Regions from separate parts of the Homo sapiens genome. Here region 2 is linked to region 1. The links are chromatin loops, found by intact Hi-C in ENCODE. Cell type or tissue: PC-3. All regions are shown on one strand. Each heading gives the region's core, and the rest is flanking DNA. Links, peaks and the distances in the headings are about the cores only. Region 1 overlaps MCF2L2 (MCF.2 cell line derived transforming sequence-like 2). Region 2 overlaps MCF2L2 (MCF.2 cell line derived transforming sequence-like 2).

Evidence for each region. A loop is a pair of places that touch in the nucleus more often than their neighbours do. Peaks named below come from ENCODE experiments on the same cell type or tissue, not always from the same donor. Only the 100,000 strongest peaks of a DNase experiment are listed, where the experiment ranks them.
Region 2: a loop joins it to region 1, with 5 times the contacts of the local background. A loop is called at or near these places in 11 of 110 quality-filtered maps.

Annotation. Positions count from the first base shown.
Region 1 is chr3:183,377,056-183,388,205 of GRCh38, reverse strand. It overlaps MCF2L2 (MCF.2 cell line derived transforming sequence-like 2), which reads left to right. Exons shown (of 30, transcript NM_015078.4): 3 at 8,795-8,909. Among named protein-coding and RNA genes, the nearest start is that of MCF2L2, 46 kb to the left of the region's middle. RefSeq lists silencers at 10,691-10,740, 10,791-10,850. In PC-3, for the core only: CTCF peaks have their summits at 2,018 (motif pointing right) and 5,629 (motif pointing right); DNase peaks (open chromatin) are centred at 2,035, 5,645 and 6,855; H3K27ac peaks cover 2,058 bases.
Region 2 is chr3:183,321,635-183,332,784 of GRCh38, reverse strand. It overlaps MCF2L2 (MCF.2 cell line derived transforming sequence-like 2), which reads left to right. Exons shown (of 30, transcript NM_015078.4): 6 at 9,434-9,550. Among named protein-coding and RNA genes, the nearest start is that of B3GNT5, 74 kb to the right of the region's middle. In PC-3, for the core only: a CTCF peak has its summit at 4,991; a DNase peak (open chromatin) is centred at 8,494; H3K27ac peaks cover 2,237 bases.

The DNA of each region.
Region 1 (11,150 bases), core at 1,687-9,686:
CTCATCTCAGGAATCAGTCTAGTGACAGATTAATTAATACATTTATGATCCAAATTTATCTCCTTTGAGTATTATTGAGGCCTTTCTTTCTGTTCTTATGACTTAGAGGCAATATAGAAAAAAACATGAACTGGTATCAGACAGCTCCAGATATGAATTTGGATTCTGTACTTACTAGCAGCATCACCTTGGGCAACTTACTTCTCTAAACCTCAGTTTCCTCATCTGTATGATGGGGTTATTGTAACTTCTTTTTTTTTTTTTTTTTTTTTTTGAGATGGAGTCTTGCTCTGTCATCCAGGCTGGCGTGCAATAGCACGATCTCAACTCACTGCAACCTCCACCTCCCAGGTTCGAGTGATTATCCTGCCTCAGCCTCCTGAGTAGCTGGGATTATAGGCACCCGCCATCATGCCCGGCTAATTTTTGTGTTTTTGTAGAGATGGGCTTTCACCATGTTGGCCAGGCTGGTCTCGAACTCCTGACCTCAGGTGATCCACCTGCCTCAGCCTCCTAAAGTGCTGGGATTACAGGCATGAGCCACCACACCCAGCCAGTAATTTTGAGGATTAAATGACATAATGTATGAAAAACACTTAGTATTGCAACTGCTGAATAAGTGTTTCTCTTTTTTTCTGATATCTTTTTATAGTTCTATAAAATGTTTATTTTGGGGTTCTATTACAAGTAAGATAATTTTTATAAGGAACCAATGTCATGCTCACAATAAATATGGTATACAATGCCACCATTGAGTCAGGAATAGAGATAATTGTCACTCCCTAACGTAGAACAGAGAACTGTGGAAACACACACTGGGCGCAGAAGACACTTCTGCTTTAGGAAGGTACTTTGACCATAATAAAGATAACCCTTCATTTCTGAGTTCCTTTTGTCATTTAAGTTTGTCTTCTTTTTTTCTTTGCTTTTTTTTTTTTTTTGAGACATGGTGTCGCTATGTTGCCCAGGCTGGGGTGCAGTGGCACCGTCTTGGCTCACTGCAGCCTTGACCTCCCAGGCTCAAGTGATCCTCCTACCTCAGCCTCCTGAGTTAACTGAGACTACAGGCAGGCATTGGCGCACACCATCATGCCCAAAATTTTTAAATTTTTTGTAGAGATGGGGTTTTGCCATGTTGCCCAGGCTGGTCTGGAACTCCTGGGCTCAAACAGTCTTTCCATCTCAGTCTTCCAAAGTGCTGGGATTACAGGCGTGAGCCAGAGTGTCTGGCCCAAATTTGCCTTTCTTATGAAGCAGAAGCATGGATTCGCTGTGATAGTAATTACAGCCTTGCAAGTCTGCAAGAATAGCGGCAGCCGTGGGTCTCTCTGAGTCAGCACTTTGTTTGGAATCAGAGGCCTGCTTTTCATCTTTAACCATCTCTCTTATTCTGGCAGAAACAGCAAGTGTCAGCAAGGAGGCTGTTGTGGGGGCCTGTATAGTTGTTGCTGTAAAACAGAAATCTCTCTAATTAGGTCTTTTCCCATGGCTGTGGTAGCCTAAGAGCTGCAGCCTCAGCCTCAACTCATAGCAGCTTCCTTTTCCTGATTCAGGCAAGTAAGGTAAAGATTTTCCCTACAAAATTTTCTACCAATTTCACTGATCTCTGGAAGGAGCCAGAGACCCTGTCAACCGGGAAGGCTGTGAAGGAGAGGATAGAGCCTTTCCCTCAATGCAGCCCTAGCTGCCTGGTCTGCTGAACTGTGCATGTGTTCCCACGGCTGGTAGAAGAGCAGAGGCTCATTACATGAAGCCTGACCCAGATTTGTGGCCCGATGGTTTGCGGCCTCTGGATGCGAAGCCTGTGAGCAGGGCCACCAGCGGGAATTGGATATTGACCAGGGCTGGGGCCTCTGGTAGCTCTGACGTTGGAAGACACCTGCATGTTCACAGTGAACTTGGGATATTTCTAAATTCAGGGCTTAGCTAGGAAACAAGAGAGTATAAGCAGGTTAGTGTGGTGGAAACACTCTGGGCTTTGGACCCAGACAATTCTGGGTTCACATTCCAACACAACCAGTAGGTGGCTCCAAACCCCAGTTTTTCATCTGTAAGAAGAAAAGTTTCACTCAGCATGGTATCTGACTACAAGGGAACTTAGCCTCTGAGACTTGTTGGTTTGTTTTTTAAATTGCATAACGAGGTCTGACGATAGAAACTCTTGGTATTGGATCAGTGGCTCAATGACATTAAGGCTGACATCTTTATGATTCTCTTGATGTTTTCTTCTTATTTGTCAACTCTTGATTCAAGGTGGCTGCTGCAATTCCAGACATTAGGTCAGTGTCCAAAGCAGGAAGAAGGAGAAGGAAAATGCTGGCTTCTTTGGTTCTGTTTGTAGAAACTCTTGGCTGCCTTCTGCTTATGTCTCATTCCAGAATTCTGTCACACAGCCATTCCCTGGCAGCAAGAGAATCTCAGAAGGCAAGCATTTAGCTTTCTAACTGCCACAGGAGACGGTGGTCAGGGAAAAGGGGACTGGGAGTGAATTAGCCATCAATCAACGTTTGCCACAGCTCCTTTCCTTTAATTATAAGGAATTGTCCTTTTATATTTATCTTGATGGTTGTTTCCCACTTGGAATTATTGTGAACTGAATCTCTCTCTTTCACTTTCTCTCCCTCTTTGCTCCCTTTCTCTGCCTGTCTCTTGTGGCAGCTTGAATCCTTTTGAAAATAATTGATGAAGAAATCAACTGCTCAATACTCTTAGGCTTGTAGAGTCCCCAGTTTCACCTCATACACACCAATGAAGCCCAGGTTTGGTGGAGGGTAGGGCTCCCAGGGGTGAGTGGGAGGCTCCTAACTGAAACAATGGAAAATGTCAAACCAAGGAAGAGATCGGAGCCCCAACTCCTAGCTTACATATGGAGCTAGTGACCTGAAACCTGGGAGGTGAGAACCAAGGGGCGACATCTAGAGCAGGACTGTTTAATAGAAATACAGTGTGGGCCACACATGTACTTTAAAATTTTATGGTAACCATATTAAAAAGGTTAAAATAAACAGATACAATGAATTTTAATTATATATTTTAAATTTACCCATATCTAAAATAATATTTCCACATGTACTCGATATTCAACATTTTTGGGATTTTACCTTTTTTATTCTAAGTCTTTGAAATCTAGTTTGTGTTTTATACTTACAGCATATCTCAATTTGGACTGGTTCCATTTCAAGTGCTTAATAATCACATGTGTCTAGTGGCTGTTGGATTCGGTAGTGCAGGTGAGAGGGAAGGTTCTCAGTCATGTTTGACTGAATATCTCCTTTTTATAACAAATGATTTGTATTGCCCTCTGCCATCCTAACATAAAATTTATAGATACTATATCTGCAAGGGTGGGCTCAACAACTACAACGAATATACTCCAAAGAGTATAGAGCTCCAACTGTAACCACCCTAGGGGTTCACCTTGCCTGCTGCCCAGACAGAACCAGGGGAATTACAATAGAGAAAGAGTAATTCATGCAGAGCCGGTTGTGTGGGATACTGGAGGTTTGTTATTACTCAAATCAGTCTCACCAAGCATTCAGGGAACAGAGTTTTTAAGGATAACTTGGTGGGTGGGGGGAAGCCAGTGAGCCAGGAGTGCTGATTGGCCAGAGATGAAATCACAGGGAGTCGGACCTGTCTTCTTGTGCTTAGTCAGTTCCTGGGCGGGGGGCCACAGATCAGGTAAACCCATTTATTGATCTGGATGGTGCCAGCTGATCCATCAAGTGCAGGGTTTGCAAAATATCTCAAGCACTGATCTTAGGAGCAGTTTAGGGAGGGTCAGGACCTTGCAGCCTCCAGCTGCATGACTCCTAAACCATCATTTCTAATCTTGTGGCTAATATTAGTCCTACAAAGGCAATCTAATCCCCAGGCAAGATGGAGGTCTGCTTTAGGAAAGGGCTGTTACCATGTTTGTTTAAACTAAACTAAATTTCTCCCAAAGTTAGTTCAGCCTACGCCCAGGAATGAACAAGGAGAGCTTGGATGTTAGAAGCAAGATGGAGTGGGTTAAGTTAGATCCCTTTCACTGTCTCAGTCATGATTTTGAAAAGGCGGTTTCAAAACACACATAACAGAAATTAAGTTCTTACTCTTTTACCAGTTCTGCATGTATGTTCCTGGTCAGCAGACAACTTTTCTCCATGTGGAGGTTCAGGAATGAAGGCTCCTTTGAGTTTCTGGTTCTTATTGTTGTTATGCGTGTCTGGGGAGCAGACAGGCTAAGAGAACATGGAAGGAGCATAGTGCTTCTTAAAATTCTCAGCTCAGAGATAGCATACAGCACATTCCATTGACTTGAACTTGTCACAGTCATTTGAACAAACTTAACAGCAAGGGAAGCTGGGAAATGTAGTGTAGCTATATGCCCAGGAAGGGAAAACTTAGGTGAACAGCCACACCTACCTATGCACATATTTTTAAAAATTAAAAAATAAAATATAAGGAACTGTAAAGGAGGAATCAAAGGAAACTAATTATAGTAAAGTAACATATCTTTCAATAGTATGTATTTCCACATGCATGTCTAGCTACATGAGAATAATGAAAGAGGTGCTTGCCCCTCAATTTGGAGTCACCAAAAATGTGATGGGTGCAAATGCTGGGATGTGGTGGGGTGATCAGATACCTGGAGTGACTTTATTAAGATTAAAAAAAAACCTCTTGGCCGGGCATGGTGGCTTACGCCTGTAATCAATCCCAGCACTTTGGGAGGCCGAGGTGGGCGGATCACCTGAGGTCGGGAGTTAAGAGACCAGCCTGACCAACACGGAGAAACCCCATCTCTACTAAAAATACAAAATTAGCCGGGTGTGGTGGTGCATACCTGTAATCTCAGCTACTTGGGAGGCTGAGGCAGGAGAATCGCTTGAACCCGAGAGGCGGAGGTTGTGGTGAGCCGAGATCGTGCCATTGCACTCCAGCCTGGGCAACAAGAGTGAAACTCCATCTCAAAAAATAAATAAATAAATAAATAAAATAAATAAATAAATATAAAAATTCTTTATGATTATTTGTAAAAACAGAGTCTAGGTTCAGAGCATTTTAAATGGATTTTTCACTTAAATTAAGCCTCTGGTAAGACATTTGGAAGTCACGTAGCATGTGGGGCAATTCTTTGTTTTATTATGGAGAATGGGTCATTTAGTATCCTAGGCCCTGAGATTTCCAAAGTGCTTACCAGGGAATGGTTCTGCCATTTCCCCAGTTAAAACCTTGTGTAGAGGAGAAAGGGAAAATAGATACTGGAAGGCAAAGAGCAGTAGGAAGATGCTTTGCAACCTTCCCCATCATTGGTCTTTGCCATCTTCCTGTAGGATTTCCTGTATTCTCAATTCACCTGTGCATGAAGCCTTCATGCCAGCTATCACCAGGGCCCTTTCAGCAATCACCTTATGTACCCCAAGCGCTTAATGTTTTCTGCACTAAAACTATTTGTCTTTCACTTAATGAAAAGGTACAAAATCATAGTAGGAGGAGTAAAGTTTATTTTAAGTTATCATTTTACTTAGTACCAAATAATTTGGGGTTGTTTGTATTCCTTGCATTCAAGGAATGCACTGGACTTTGGAATAATTATTCTTTCTTCCTATTGCATTACCGCGTTTCCTCAGAAGGTGGCACTAGATGCCATGTTGTAGGTTGCCCCACAGTTAAGTCCAGCTCTGTTTCCTTGATGCTTCTGCCTCTTAAGACTAATATTCAACAGTAGGTGGGTGTGCACAGTTAACCTTAGGGCCTCTCTGCTGTTCAGTATTGGTAGTAACCAAGGTAGAAGAAAACTTCACCTTTTTTCATTTAGGTGAGGATGGCTTTAATACAGTCAACTATAAAAAGGTAAAATTGGCCGGGTGTGGTGGCTCAACGCCTGTAATCCCAGCACTTAGGGAGGCCGAGGCAGACGGATCAGTTGAGGTCAGGAGTTCGAGACCAGCCTGGCCAACATGGTGAAACCCCGTCTCTACTAAAAATACAAAAATTAGCTGGGCGTGGTGGCATGTGCCTGTAATCCCAGCTACTCGGTAGGCTGAGGCACAATAATTGCTTGAACCTGGGAGGCGGAGGTTGCAGTGAGCGGAGATCACACCACTGCAGTCTAGCCTGGGTGACAGAGCGAGATTCCATCTAATAATAATAATAATAATAATAATAAAAGGTGAAATTAAATGGCATAATCACATTCTAGTGAATATTTTAGGGTATTTCAGTTCCTTGAAATGTTTTAGCCAGTCCCTCAGCAAATGTTGATTATGCAATTACTACAGTGTTATAATGCATCTTAATTTAGCTTTTCAAAGACGCAAATTCTCTGAATGCACATTTCTCTGAAACTTCCCATAGTTGTGAAACTGCAAAGAGGAAGAATATTATTAGATGAAAGCTGTTAATATCCTCATCAGTCACTGTAATGAGGTAGTTCAATATACTTGTCTTGATAAACATCTAATCTGTAGATCTCATCTTTGGAAATTTAGAGTAAACATATAGGATTAATAAAGAGGTACCTTCTGTGGAGGGATGACTGACCATCCAGACAAATCTCACATGGTTTCGTTCTACAGCAATTGGTTTCTGAGCACCTAAGACCCATATTAACAACACTCACAAGAGACTCATGCAGAAAAACCACAGCGCTAACTTATTCTTTACATAATATACTTATGTTTGCTCAATAACACATTCCTTTTCTTGAAACAAGTTTACAATTTACTTGGAAAATCAGATTATAAACAGAAGATTCTTATCAGGCTTGGAGTCAGCACCAGAGAGTTGGCTGGATGATCTTACAGTGGTGTCATCAGATAGACTGGTAACGTGGGTTGGACTCTCAGAGTGGGCTGGCCCTCTCTCCTTAGAATAGCATTGGCTGTACACTGCCCGCCTTTGCTCCTCTGAGTCCTCCTCTTCTATAGTTTCTTCGTGGACCACACATCCTCATTAATCACACAGTCCCCACTAACCACACCCCACACTGATATGTGTGTCTCAGATATGTTGAATACATTCAGTCATTTGTAGTTGGCCTTGCCTTGAGAGCCATGATTCCTCTTCAAGTGGTTTCTCTTCAAGGACATAACTTGGGAGGTGCATGCAGCTTAAGCTCCTATACTACTGGCTAGGGCAGAGGTTCCCAAACCCTCTCAATTCTCTGCGCCTTAGCATCTCAGTCTTTTTTTCATGGCCCCCCTAGGCCAAAAGCAATAACTAACATGTCAAACAACTTAATATGTATCTATGTCCTAACAACTTAGTAGCTGTTTGAAAAAATAATACATATAAATTAAAATATTATTTTTTCTCTCATTTTTATTCTTAAATAACTACAACTATCTTAAACCTTGCAATCAAACTAGATATCACCACCTTTATGTCTTGTTCCACATTGATTTGCACACTGTTTTTGCTTTTTATTCCAGCAAGTACCAAACCCCCAGCTTTATAAAGATGCAACACCATCTGCAAGAATATAATGCAATTTGATGTTGAAGTTGGGAACTACCTGGGCTGGGCGTGGTGGCTCATGCCTGTAATCCCAGCAGTTTGGGAGGCCGAGGCGGGTGGATCACCTAAAGTCAGGAGTTTGAGACCAGCCTGGCCAACGTGATGAAACCCCGTCTCTACTAAAAATACAAAAATTAGCTGGGTATGGTGGTGCACGCCTGTAATCCCAGCTACTCACGAGGCTGAGGCAGGAGAATCGCTTGAACCTGTGAGTCAGAGGTTGCAGTGAGCCGATATTGCACCACTGCACTCTAGCCTGGGCGACAGTGCGAGACTCTGTCTCAATAAAAGGAAAAAGAAATAGGGAACTACCTCAAGTAGTTCATATGGTAGTAGTAGTGCATATGGTGTCTGACAGATGTCAACTGTCACTGTGTTTCCCTCAAAAATTTAAAACAGTCACAGTGCTCCCATGAATTTACTGTGGTTCCCTGCTTACCTGCGACACAGTTTGGGGACTGTGGGGCTAGAACTTAGTCAAATGGCTCCATGCAGCTGCAAGGGGACTGGGAAATAGAATCTATTGAATTTGGTGGTCTCTGCTCTGAATTAAATGTGAATTTTCATATTTTTACTTTCACAGGGATATCTTAAATTACTATTTATAAATTCTTGAAGGGAAGCTGATTATTGCTTCCTTGTAATAATAATAATTATAATCATGGTCACCATTTTTTGAGCAGTTTTATATAATAAGCACCCTGCTAAGGTGCTTCTCATTTGTGCTGTCATTTAATCCTCACCTTACCATGTAGGTACAAGCATTATTCCTATATAATAAAATGGTAGGTCATATATATCTATATATATACATACATATATATGTATATATAAATATGAAAGAAACACATTAAGTATCTTGCCAAAAATCATATAGCAACAATGTGGCAAAGCAGATTTGACCCAGGCTGTCTGATTTTAGCGTTAACTCTCTTAACCACCATGCAATATTACTTTTGACATTTACTGACTACAAAAATGAAGAGCAATATTACATATTTGTGTTGGCATTATTTACTATTCTACCTATGCTGAATAATTAAATCAGTATTTCCTTTTACACAGTAACTCTCTTCAAAGGATTCAAAAATTGAATTCTTACAATGCCATGGAGCCAGCATGAATGAGAAGAGAGACTTGTTCAAAATAACTGTGTTAACTTCTCCCAAATTCTAGTCTGAGATAATATAGGTAGGAAAAGAGGTGACCGATATTCTTTCGCCCAACTTCCCTGCAGAGGTGTGACAGGACAACATTTTGCTAACATTTTGACCACCTGTTTTTGTTGCAGGAGGCCGAGGGGAGGATGGCGCCCCCATCATCACGTTCCCAGAGTTTTCGGGGTTCAAACACATCCCAGATGAAGACTTCCTGAATGTCATGACCTACCTGACTAGCATCCCCAGGTGAGCTGAGCACAGTGTCCTGCCGCCTTAGGCACTGGCTTTATTCCACACTTCCCATGTGGCAGGGCTGGGTTGAGACATATACTTCCATGAGCATGGTGTACCCTGGTATGCATAATAACCCAGCTGGCTTCTGTCACCCATCAGTCACGAGCAAGGAATGTGGAAAGGGACTGGAAAACAATGACAAACAAGCCTCAGTTTTGACTCTCTTGTGCACACAGGAGGGACAGAGTAAACATGGTCGGGTGGATGGAAAACTGAGCAGCTGTGTTGCCTTTGTTCCTTAGGCTATTGCTTTATTTTCATTTTTTATTTTTGAGATGGAGTCTTGCTCTGTTGCCCAGGGTGGAGTGCGGTGGCACGATCTTGGCTCACTGCAACCTCCGCCTCCCGAGTTCAAGCAATTTCCAGCTAATTTTTGTATTTTTTTTTTTTTTTCAGCAGAGAGGGGTTTCACTATGTTGGCCAGGCTGGTCTCGAACTCCTAACCTCAAGTAATCCGCCTGCCTCGGCCTCCCAAAGTGCTAGGATTACAGGCTTGAGCCACCGTGCCCGGCCTAGGCTGTTGCTTTAGCTAAAGGTTATTCTGGCTTCCTGGGTCGCGTTGTCTAGGACACATGACCCTTGTTTAGGGAACTCCAACTGTGTCAGGAGTTATTTCTCTCTCCGAAATAAGAAAATTAGGGGCAGATTGTTGTCATTTGCATTGTCAGATGGAGAAACTAAGGCACAGAGCAAGGAAACTACAAGGCCAGGGAAAAAAACTGTGCTTGTAGCTGAGCCCATGATAGAAATGCTTTCTGGCATCTTCTTCCACCCTCTCCAGCCTGGGCCTCAACTCTTTATGCCGCTTAAATCGGTATGGGCCCAGGTCTTCGAGGGGATGGAGTGTGGGCAGAGTCCACATTGGTCACCACCATTTCACAGACCGGGGCAGAGCGGGGTCTAAACCCCCTCCTTAGGCAGTGCTGTGTCCACCTCCAGCAGAGAAGACTTGGTTGGGAAAGGCCTTCCCTCCATGGGTTTGCATTGCTTATGAGCCCCCACCCCTCCCTTGACTATAGTGTGGTTTAGAATGTACACAGTGGCCAGGTGTGTGGTATTTTGCCTGCTTTCCACCTGCCTTCTATGATTTAGAGGTAAACAGCAGCTTTGTGACTGAGAGGCTGCCTGGCGTCTGATACCACTTGTGGAGATTAGGAAGTTGATTGCTTTAACCAAACCCACTTGAAAAATATGTTTTTTCTTTTACACCTTTTTCTTTAGTTTTTTCTTTTGCCCATCTTATTTCTTCAGAGAAGGTTATGGATTTATTTTGAATGCATTTCTTCAAAGTTAGTACTTAAATATATTTCATCAATTTCCTCCTTTCCTCCTCCCTGCCACTGCCATATGCCACGCGTTAATGCAGATATAAGGATGTGGGGAATCCTTTGTTGCTGTGAGGGAAAGACACCACACCTGTCTCACGGCTTTGCTCAGGTGTTTCTCTGTGGCACACCTCTGCCCCTCTTCTAGGCCTGACTCATGCACATTCATCAACCCTCAACTCTGACCTCATCTCTTCGATGAAACCTTCCTTCACCCCAGTTCTGCTTTCACAGAGTCTTTTTTTAAATTTCCACAGAACCCCGAGGTTTACCTTTGCCTATGGAAGTTATTTGTCTATGGAAATTATTTCTGCCTCTCCCAGTAGACTGTGAACTTCTTAAGAGTAGGGGCCAATGCTTTGCTTTTCTTCTCTTTCGTTTTTAAAATCTCCAGCCCTAGCACAGTGCCCAACACCTGGTTGGTTCTCAAAAGTAATGTTGGTAGAGTTTTCAGTTTTGATAATGAGTCATTCCAAACAAATGGTATTTGTTGTAGGGTGATGAAGGGGTTAAAATATGCTATTCTGTACTATGCGCCATAAAAAAGAATGAGTTCATGTCCTTTGCAGGGACATGGATGAAGCTGGGAGCCATCATCCTCAGCAAACTAACACAGGAACAGAAAACCAAACACCACATGTTCTCACTCATAAGCAGGAGTTGAACAATGAGAACACATGGACACAGGGAGGGGAACATCACATACCGGGGCTTGTTGGAGGGTCGGGGACGAGGGGAAGGAGAGCATTAGGACAAATACCTAATGCATGCGGGTCTTAAAACCTGGATGATGGGTTGACAGGTGCAGCAAACCACTGTGGCACATGTATACCTATGTAACAAACCTGCATGTTCTGTACATGTATCC
Region 2 (11,150 bases), core at 1,719-9,718, 55 kb after region 1:
GCTCAGTTTTCCTAACTTGAGTAACTGTTGATGTTTGGGAAGAGATGGAGACTGACAAGAAGCCGATGACGTGTCATCATCTTCACGAGTCCCTTCGTGACTCCCCTTCAGAAATGAAGACTCATCAATTCTTCTTGCCACTCAAAAACGTTTGGAGTTGGAACTGAGCATTTGACCAAATGTCACGCGTATTTCCCTGATTGCATATAAAACACGTGTTTTATACATATGATACATATGATCTAGGTGTGCTCATATGTACACAGATACATTTGTGACTTATGCCCTCCTTCTCAGGTGATGCATCTACACCTAGGAGGGACTGAACATCTACTTTATCTCGATATTCTGACTTTAGCTACCTCTATTTGTGGTAGTGTAGGTTGATTCCCTGCCTGACCTGCTTTTAATTTTAAACTTAAAATCAACTTTTGAAAAAGCTCTCAGTCACCCAAACCCTGGGCACATTGAGTAGGGCATTCTTTAATGCAAGTTCACTCCGTAAGTAACCATTTCACCTGACGCACAAGGTCACACTCCCTGGTAGCGCTGATGCTCCAGAAACGGCAGAGTCTGAAGTTATCAAGCTTAATGAAATCTAACTTCTCAATACGTGTTGCCTTCTCAATGACAGTTCAAACTGTCAGTTTATCTTCTTTATTTTTAAAACGTGTTGTGATATTAGCACTTTACTTTGTAGCTTCCTAGCCTCTCTTATATTATAACATCTTCCTGGTCATTTCTAGTTAGATAATTACATTTTCACGTGTTGGGGGGAAAGGAGTTTATTTTGTGTGACTGGTATAGGAATCAGGTGGGTCAAGGATGTAATTGTAGCCAAGTGACAGCCTCCCTCTACCTTTATCTATGGAGGGGAAGTACTTTCATGTAGTAAATGGTTTTTGTTTGTTTTTGTTTTGTTTTGTTTGAAACTGTGTCTTGCTCTGTCACCCAGGCTGGAGTGCCGTGGCTCCATCAGGACTCACTGCAGCCTCAACCTCCTGGGCTCAAGTGATCCTCCTGCCTTGGCCTCCCAGTAGATGGTTTCTGAGTCCCTGTTGCTGGCCAGGCACTTCCCTATTCTGGAACAGCTGTACTCATAGCAGCCTCATAAAACTGTTAATGTGAAGTCACCAAGGCAGTCTTGTAAAACTCCTGAAGAGGCTATGATCGTGGAAATTGGTTGCTTAAAATGGAGTTTGTGTCAGAATACAGGAAATGCTTCTTGTGCAGTTAAAAGACCATGTATTTCTTTGAAAGAACGGTTTTAAGCATCTATAGATAAGAACACAAATGTATACAGAAAAGGAAAAGAAACAAGACATTTTTAGCTTTTAACAATTGTTACAAGAATATGCACGTATGGTAAAGTTGGTGGGGCCACAGGAAGAGACAGGCTTGGAAGGAAGAAGTTTATAATATCCACATGTCCAGGGGTCGGGGTCACCTCACGCCGCATGGGCTACTGGGGAAGCACCAAGCTTTGGTCAGGAGGCAGAAGAAGGAGGCAGAGGAAAGTCTAGGACAGAGCGTTTACTGGAGTTCTGCAGGCAAAGCAAGGCAGGATTTAGTATGGACTAGTTTGAATAACTCCTGCAGTCTTTGGGGTATAAGGATTGTCTCTTTGTTACATGGCACCTGGCCCTGGGATGACTTAGGGCAAGGTAAACAATGGCCTGGTGTGTGAGAGTTTGATAAGGTGGTGGTTGGGGATTTGGATTTGAGACTGGTTGTTTTGCGTATGAAAGACCTGCTCCCAGCTAACCCCTTCCCTGTCTCTAAGAAGTGGTTAGCCCTGGGGTGGGGGTGGCGGGGCAGTCTCTTCCTAGTCATGGAGGCCACAAATGCCAGAGCCTCAAGAGTACAGAAAATAAGAAAATGTGGCTCATGTAATTGACCCTGTAATGAGAGGATGCCAAATAGACAAAAACAGAATCCAAGAAAAGACAGAAAAAATGTTTTAAGGCCAGTTTTACATGCTTAGTGTGTCCTGTGGGTTTGATGAGCACAATTATTCTGCCTTTTTTCTTCACTATATAGAATATAAAAACTTTTTAAACATTTCTATCCTGTAAAGATTAAAAGAAGAAAAAAAATGTGGGGAAACTGCCTCTCATTTGTTTTTGAAAATTTACATCAGGTAAAATTCACTCTCTTTGGTGTACAGTTCTATGAAGTTTGACAAATGCGTGGTGTTATCCAGTCACCACAATAAAGATACAGAACAGCCCCATCACCACGCAAAACTTCCTCACTCTGCCCTTTTGTAGCCAGCCCCTCTCCCCATCCCTAATCCCTGGCTGCCACTGATCTGCTCTCCATCCTTATAGTTTTGCCTTTTTGCAGAGAGTCATACAAATGCAATTCCAGCCATGTGCTGCATAACAACATTTTGGTCAACAACGGACCACATATACAGTGGTGGTCCCATAAAATTATAAAACTCTATTTTTACTGTACTTTTTAAAAAAAGTTTTTCCTTTCCTTTCCTTTTCCTTTTCCTTTCCTTTTTTTCTTCTTCTTTTTTTTTTTTTTTTTTCAAGACAGGGTCTTGCTCTGTCACCTGGGCAGGAGTGCAGTGGTGTGATCATGGCTCAGTGTAACCTCAGACTCTGGGGCTCAAGCTATCCTCCCACCTCAGCCTCTTCAGTAGCTGGGACTACAGGTGCGCACCACCATGCCCGGCTGATTTTTTTTTTTAATTTATTTTTTGTAGAGACAGGGGTTTCCTTGTATTGCCCATGCTGGCCTTGAACTCCTGGGCTCAAACGATCCTCCTGTGTCAGCCTCCCAAAGTGTTGGGATTACATATGTGAGCCACTGCCCCGGCCCCTTTTCTGTGTTTAGATGTGTTTAGATACAGAAATACTTTCCATTGTGTTATACTTGCCTACAATGTTCAGTACAGTAACATGCTGTACAGGCTTGTAGCCTAGGCACAATAGGTTACACCAGTTAGCCCATGCATGTAGCAGGCTGTCCCATCTAGGTTTGTGTAAATGCACTTTATGACTGAATAGCAACAAAATTGCCTAATGGCGATTTTCTCAGAATTGATCTCTGTCATTAAGTGACACATGACTGTGTATACTGGGTAGCCTTTGAGTCTGAGTCTGACTTCTTTCACTTAGCATAAAACAGTTGGGGTTCATCCATGTTGCTGGGTATGCCCATAGTTCTTTCCTTTCATTGCTGAATATTATCTCACATTATAGAGGTCCCTGTTTATCTGTTCACCATTCACCAGGAAAGAACATTTGAGTTGTTTCTAGTTTTTAGTGATTAAGGATAAAGCTGCAGCCAAACATGGTGGCTCACACCTGTAATCCCAAAACTTTGGGAGGTTGAGGTGGGTGGATCACCTAAGGTCAGGAGTTCGAGACCAGCCTGGCCAACATGGTGAAACCCCGTCTCTACTAAAAATACAGAAATTAGCTGGGCATGGTGGGTGTGCCTGTAGTCCCAGCTACTCTGGAGGCTGAGGCAGGAGAATTGCTGAGGCAGAGGTTGCAGTGAGCCGAGATCATGCCACTGCACTCCAGCCTGGGCGACAGAGCGAGACGCTGTCTCAAAGAAAAAAAAAGAATAAAGCTGCTATAAACATTCACATACATGTGTTTGCTGGGCCACAGAGTAGGTTTATGTTTAACTTTAAAAGAAATTGCCAAACTGTTTTTGCAAAGTGGCTCTATCATTTTGCATTCCCACCAGCAATGTATGTGAATTCCAGCTACTTCATACTCTTACCACCTTTTCAAAAACGAGGGTATTTTTTTAATTAGTCATTTAATAGGCATGTTGTGGTATCTCACTGTGGTTTTAATTTGCTATTTCCTAATGATTCATGATATTGAGCCTCTTTTCATGTATTTATTTTCCATCTGTATATGTTCTTTGGTGATGCTTCTGTTCAAATCTTTTGCCCTTTTTTAATTGGGTTTTTGTTTTCACATTGTTGGGTTTTGAGAGTTCTTTATATGTTCTGGATATAAATCACTGTCTGATATATGACTTGCAAATATTTTCTCTCAGTTTGTAGGTTGGATTTTCATTCTCTTAACAGTGTCTTTTGCAGAGCAAATGTTTTTAATTTGGATGAAGTCCAGCTTATCAGCTTTTCTTTTATGGGTTATGCTTTTGGTGCCATATCACAGAACTCTTTGCCTAACCCAAATATTTCTCCTAAAATTTCTCTGAGAAAACACTTTCTCTACTCACACAACACTTCTGACAACTAATGTGTAGGCTGCTTTTTTTTTTTTTTCACACCAAGCAGTTCTCCAACTGTCTAGACACCAATCAGGGGCTCTACAATTCAATTCAGACACTGAAGTTAGCATCAGATCCCACAAGTTGAGGGCTCAGTCCCTCAAGACTGTCCCCACTTCAGATGCTAATTTTAAGTCTGGGCATCCTGTACTTCTGACCTACCAGCTGTGGATTAGGGGGGTTCTGACAGCCTCCTCCTTGGGTTCTATAATTTGCTAGAATGACTCACAGAACTAAGGGAAACACTTTACTTATGTTTACTGGTTTATCATAAAGGATATAACTCAGGAACAGCCAGATGAATGAGATCCATAGGGCAAGGTGTGTGGGGTGCACAGAGCTTCCACGCTGTCTCCAGCATACCACCCTTCCAGGACCTTGGTGTATTCACCAACCTGGGAGCTCCTTAAATCTCCTTGTTCTAGAGTTTCTATAGAGTTTAATCTTCTTCTTCCCAGAGGTCAGTGAGTGGGGCTGAAAATTCCAAATTATAATCACTTATTTTTTCTGGACACCAGCTCCATCCAGAGGCTATCTAGAGTTCCCACCCTGAGTCACCGCATTCATGTAAACTCAGGTGTGACCAAAGGGGTTCATTATAAATAATACAAGATACTCCTATCACTCAAGAAATTATAAGAGTTTTAGGAACTCTGTACCAGGAACCAGGGACAAAGACTGAATACATTTCTTACTATACCACAGTTTTCTTCTACATTTTCTTCCAAGTTTAATGTTTCATGTTTAGATCTATGATCCATTTTGACTTAATTTTTGTATAAGATGTGAGATATGTCAGCCTAAATAACAGACAGGGAGAGGCTCTCTAAAAGAAAATATTTATTCAGGAACAGGGCATTGAAATGGGAATATGTGTGACATAGTAAACTACGTGCTTATTCAGGAAGGTAGAGGGAGACAGAGGTTTTTAAAGGGAACATGAGGAGCATTATGTAATTGTTTCGAGATCATTATTCTTGGCTACAAAGATCAATAACAAGAGCGATGCCAGTCGGAAGTTGGACAGGCAGTTGAATGTTGCAATGGCCTGTGTGCCAGGTTGTAGTTTTTGCCGTCCTTTGTGATAGTTTTGTTATCAGGCATACAAGTGTGAGAACCCTTTCTTTGCAGTCTTCCCTGGCCTATTGGTTAGGTTTTATTTATTTATTTATTTATTTTTATTTATTTTTTGAGACAGAGTCTCATTCTCTCACCCAGGTTGGAGTGCAGTGGTGCTCTCTCGGCTCACTGCAACCTCTGCCTCCCAGGTTCAAGCGATTCTCCTGCCTCAGCCTCCCAAGTAGCTGGGATTACAGGCGACTGCCACCACGCCCGGCTAATTTTTGTATTTTTAGTAGAGACAGGGTTTCACCATGTTGGTCAGGCTGGTCTCGAATTCCTGACCTCGTGATCTGCCTGCCTCGGCCCCCCAAAGTGCTGGGATTACAGGTGTGAGCCACCATGCCCGGCCTATTTATTTATTTTTTAATACTAGTGACTCTGTTTTGATTCTGGCTACTTTCATAGGTGTGGGTCAAGATTCCTATTTTTACATATGAATGTCCGGTTGTTTCAGCACCATTTGTTTAAATAGAATTATTTCTCCATTGAATTACCTTTGCACCTTTGTAAAAAATCAGATTAGTGTTTGCCGGGGTTCAGGGAGGGATTTTGGGGGTGGGAGATGACTGAAAGGTGCAGCACAAGGGAGGTCTTTGTGGCGATGGGACAGTTTTGCATCTTGCTTGTACTGGTGGGTACAGGAAACAACATATGTGGGAAAATGACAGAGCTACATACACACACATTATAAGCATATCAAATTCCTGGTCTTGATATTGTACTGTAATTATGTAAGATGTAACCATTGGTGGTGAAAGGTGCCTAGGACCTCTCTGTACTGCCTTTGTAACTTCCTATGAAACTATAATTATCTTTGCAACTTCTTGTGAATCTATAATTACTTCACAGGATAAAAAGGTTTGTGGGTTTTTTTTTGTTTTTTTTTTTTTTTTTTTTTTTTGAGACGGAGTTTCACTCTCATTGCCTAGGCTGGAGTACAGTGGTGTAATCTCGGCCCACTGCAACCTCCGCCTCCTGAATTCCAGCGATTCTTTTGCCTCAGCCTCCCAAGCAGCTGGGATTACAGGCACCCACCACCATGCCCGGCTAATTTTTGTATTTTTAGTAGAGATGGGGTTTCCCCATGTTGGCCAGGCTAGTCTCGAACTCCTGACCTCAGGTGATCTGTCCGCCTCCGCCTGTTAAAGTGCTGGGATTACAGGCATGAGTCACTGCGCCCAGCCTCTTCACAGGATAAAAAGTTTAAAAAATCAATTGATCGTATTTGTGTGGGTCTATCAGGACTTGCTTTTTTTTTCCCATTGATCTATTTGTCCATCCTTTGTCATTACCACACTCTTCTTTACTGCAATTTTATTAAGTTTTGAAACTGACAAAACTTATGTGACTCATTCAACTTTTTTCTTCTTTTACAAAATTGTTTTACCTATTTGATGTCTTTTGCATTTCTATATGAATTTTAGAATCAGTTTGTTAATTTCTATAAAAAGTCAGCTGGGATTTTGATTATGGAATTGTTTTGACTCTACAGATCAATACTTAACAGTATTAACTCTTCTAATATAATCCTTTGTTTTTAATTTTCACTTTTCGCTTTCAACTTAAAATTCCTCTTCGTCATCTAAAGCTTAAGATGAGAAAGCAGAGTTTTGGCAAGTGTGGGATATCACACCTCCCTCATGGTACAGAAAATATGCAGCCTGGCAGGATAGGTTTCTGAAACTCCAGACCCTGTGCAAGGTTACTTTTGCCTAATACAATGTTGCACATTGGGTCTTTTTTAAAATGTCGATTATTACCATAGCAACTCATACTCCAAGAAGCAAAATACATTTTTAGCTTGATAATTTCTAACGACCTGTCCTAAAATTTCTAATTTTAGAAAGAATAAATACCTTTTAAAAACTCCCATAAGTGGTTTAAAATTTTTAGGTGGGAAAGGCACAGATAGATTCAGGTTTTTATCCATTCTCATATTATAAAGATACATTTTAAAAGCCCCAAACCATTTTCAGAAGTGGAGGAGCAAGACATGGGGCCTGACAAGGTTAAGGTGGTGATAGGTGGTAATCAAATCCCACAGAGCCTGAGTCTCTCTAGAACAGGGTCTGTCTTGTTTACCTTATTATCCCCCAGTACCTGGCACTTTTTTTTCTTTTATTATTATTATACTTTAAGTTCTAGGGTACATGTGCACAATGTGCAGGTTTGTTACATATGTATACATGTGCCATGCTGGTGTGCTGCACCCATTAACTCGTCATTTAGCATTAGGTATATCTCCTAATGCTATCCCTCCCCCCTCCCCCCACCCCACAACAGTCCCCGGAGTATGATGTTCCCCTTCCCGTGTCCATGTGTTCTCATTGTTCAATTCCCACCTATGAGTGAGAACATGCTTTGGTTTTTTGTCCTTGTGATAGTTTGCTGAGAATGATGGTTTCCAGTTTCATCCATGTCCCTACAAAGGACATGAACTCTACATTTTTTATGGCTGCATAGTATTCCATGATGTATATGTGCCACATTTTCTTAATCCAGTCTATCATTGTTGGACATTTGGGTTGGTTCCAAGTCTTTGCTATTGTGAATAACCTGGCACTTTTTTTTAGTAGTTCAATACATATCTGTTGAAAGAGTAAATCAGTTTTGTTGCATAATTTTGGCCTATAGACTTTAGGCCACAATTTTTTTTTTTAAGAGATGGGGTCTCCCTCTATCACCCAGTCTGGAGTGCAGTGATGCGATCACAGCTCATTGGAGCCTCAAATTCCTGGGCCCACGGAGTCCTCCTGCCTCAGCCTCCTGAGTAGCTGGGATTACAGGTGCAAACCACCGTACCTGGCTGGTCTCTAATTTATATTCTCATTCCAAAGTGGATTCATTCCTTGACTAATACTTTACAATAATAGAAGGAAGTCCATATTCTTATGTCCTCTGACCAAGAGTTAATTTTCAAAATAATCAACAGGGAGTGAAAAAATATAATGTCATAGTTAAAGGCTTCAAAGATGTGTTTCAGAGATAGGAGTGAGGAGTCCTTGTCCCACTCAGGAGTGAGTAGAGGGTGTGATATAGTCACTGAGTGAGCCAGAACCACACCCAGGCCAGAACTACTGCCAAGGAATAGAAAGGGGCAATTGGGGATGCGTCAGCTTCCTCTGGATGTGTGAGTGTTCGCTCATCAGCGGAACTGCTAGCTTATAAAACCCAATGCCCTGTCACCTCCAGATCCCCTCAGTGCAAGCTAAAGTAGGGACACATCAATATTCTTCATCGGGGCGCACCAGTGTAGTGAGTCTTTTCAATGCATACTCTTTGTGTTTCCCTGTATTCTAGTTTTATTTTCACATTTACCCGACCAGCTTTGATTGGGCTTCTCATGGTAGACTTTCAGGCCATTGCACAACACTTGATTTTGGTGGCTGAAAGGTGTACCTTAGCTTGGGAACTTATGACTGAAAATTCACGTAAAGCAAGGCCTGACTTCTAGGTAGCCTGGAACTGTGTTCCCTGAGCCAAGTCAACATTTTGTCACAGGCTATACCACGCTTTGGTATTTCTCACTCAAAAGCAAAAAATGGAAGAGACTTTAAAATATTTCCCTGCTGGATATAGTAACTTTTTTTTTTTTTTTTGATGTGGTCTTGTTCTGTCGCCCAGGCTGGAGTGCCATGGTGCGATCACTGTTTGCTGCAGCCTTAACCTCCAGGCCCAAGCAGTCCTCTTGACTTAGCCACCCAAGTAGCTGGGGCCACAGGTGCATGCCACCATGCCTGGCTAATTTTTTTTTTTATTTTTTTTCTAGTGATGGGGTCTTGCTATGTTGCTCTGGCTGGTCTCAAACTCCAGGCCTCAAATGATTCTCCCACCTCAGCCTTCCAAAGTGCTGAGATTACCGGCATGAGCGACTGTGCTTGGCTGTAACCATTTTTAAATATAAATGCCTGATAAAGCAAAGTTGGAGTATCATTTAAATAATAATAGAATATAAAATATAATTATGATAAGAATAGAATGTAAATGAGCTATTATTTAATGATCAATGAGGAGTATGTTTAATTAAATTTTTACCTTACAGATCATCATGGTAAACTCTGTCTCTGACCTTCACGGCTACATCGACAAAAGCCAACTGACCCGGGAATTAGGGGGGACTTTGGAATATCGCCACGGTCAGTGGGTAAATCACCGCACTGTGAGTACCAGCTTACGTGTGCTTTTCACTGTCTCTCCTTGTTTTCTGGAAGATGGGGTGGGGGAGTTAAAGATCAACTGCCAGGAGGTCACCCTGTGACTGCCTGACCTTGGGGTGGTTGGGATTTCTCAGCCACAGGGTGGGGAAGAAGGAGTGTGGAAGGGCGAAGGCTGGGATTTCTCCTGTTGACCACCTTACCCCACTGCATCTCCCGGTGTGGGGGTTTTGGGACACTTACCTTCGAATGCACCTGGGAAGTTTCCAGAAACACCAATAGCCTGTTATACCTCAGAGAAACTAATTTACTTCATGTGGGATGGGTCTTAGACATTAACACACCACAGAACTCCCCAGATGATTCTAACGTACATACATATTGACACCCATGAAGTCAGAAGAAGCTACATTTAAATAGTGTCACCCCCCGGGGACTACTATAGGTGAGAAGGTGGGAGGGGGACAAGGATTGTAGAACTATTGGGTACGATACTCACTACCTGGGTGACAGGATCAACTGTACCCCAAACCTTGGCATCATGCAATATACCCATGTAACAAACCTGCACATGTACCCCCGAATCTAAAATCAAAGTTGAAATTAATTTTAAAAAATTGTCACAATAACATGTTGTCTGATGTTGGGTGAGTTTCTAAGCATTTCTGAGCTTGTTTCTTCATCTGTTAAAATGGGACTAACACAGTATTTCTCTATAGGGGATAATTTTGCCTGCCTCCTACATTTGTCAATATCTTTAGACTTTTTTGTAGTCATAACTTAGTGGGGAAAGTTAACTGGTATCTGGTGGGTCGTCAGGGACTCCGCTGAACACCTTACAATGCTCAAGACAGCCTCCCACAACAAAGAATCCTCTGGCCCAAAGTGTGAATAGCCAATGCTGAGAAACCCCGGACTAACGAAAGCCTCCTGAAAGTTTGATGTGGGGAATAAGTGATGTATTGTCTGTGAAAGCACCTGATATATAGTATTTTACTTTTTCCTACCTACTGATACTGGTGATTGTTATGCTAAGTTAGGAGTTTCAGTAATATTGAGGAAAAAGATCAAAACTCATAGTCATGGCTTGAATGTTGGCGTCCCCTCAAAATTCACATGTTGGAACCTAATGTGATAGCATTAAGAGGAGGGGGCTTTTGGGATGTATTAAGTCATGAAGGCTCTGGCATCATAAATGGAGTTAGTGCCCTTGCAAAAGAGGTTGAAGGGAGCTGTTATGCCCCCTCTGCCCTGTAAGGGCACAGAAGGCATCCTTTATGAGGAACAGACCTCCACCAGACACCAAATCTGCTGGGGCCTTGATCTTGAACTTCCCAACTTCCAGAACTGTAACTGTGAGAAATCAATTTCTGCTGCTTATAAATTACCCAGCCTAAGGTGTTTTTGTTATAGGCCATCCCTGGCCTAGTATGTAGCCATGGTTTGTGGTTGTGTATGTGCTGAACATTTTCTAGTGAACTTTAAAAAATACAACTAGTATTGAAAGACCAGAGATATTCTTTACATGCCTTTTACATGTATATATTTTTTATACACACACATACAGTCGTGTTTCATTTTATTATGCTTCACATTAGTGGGCTT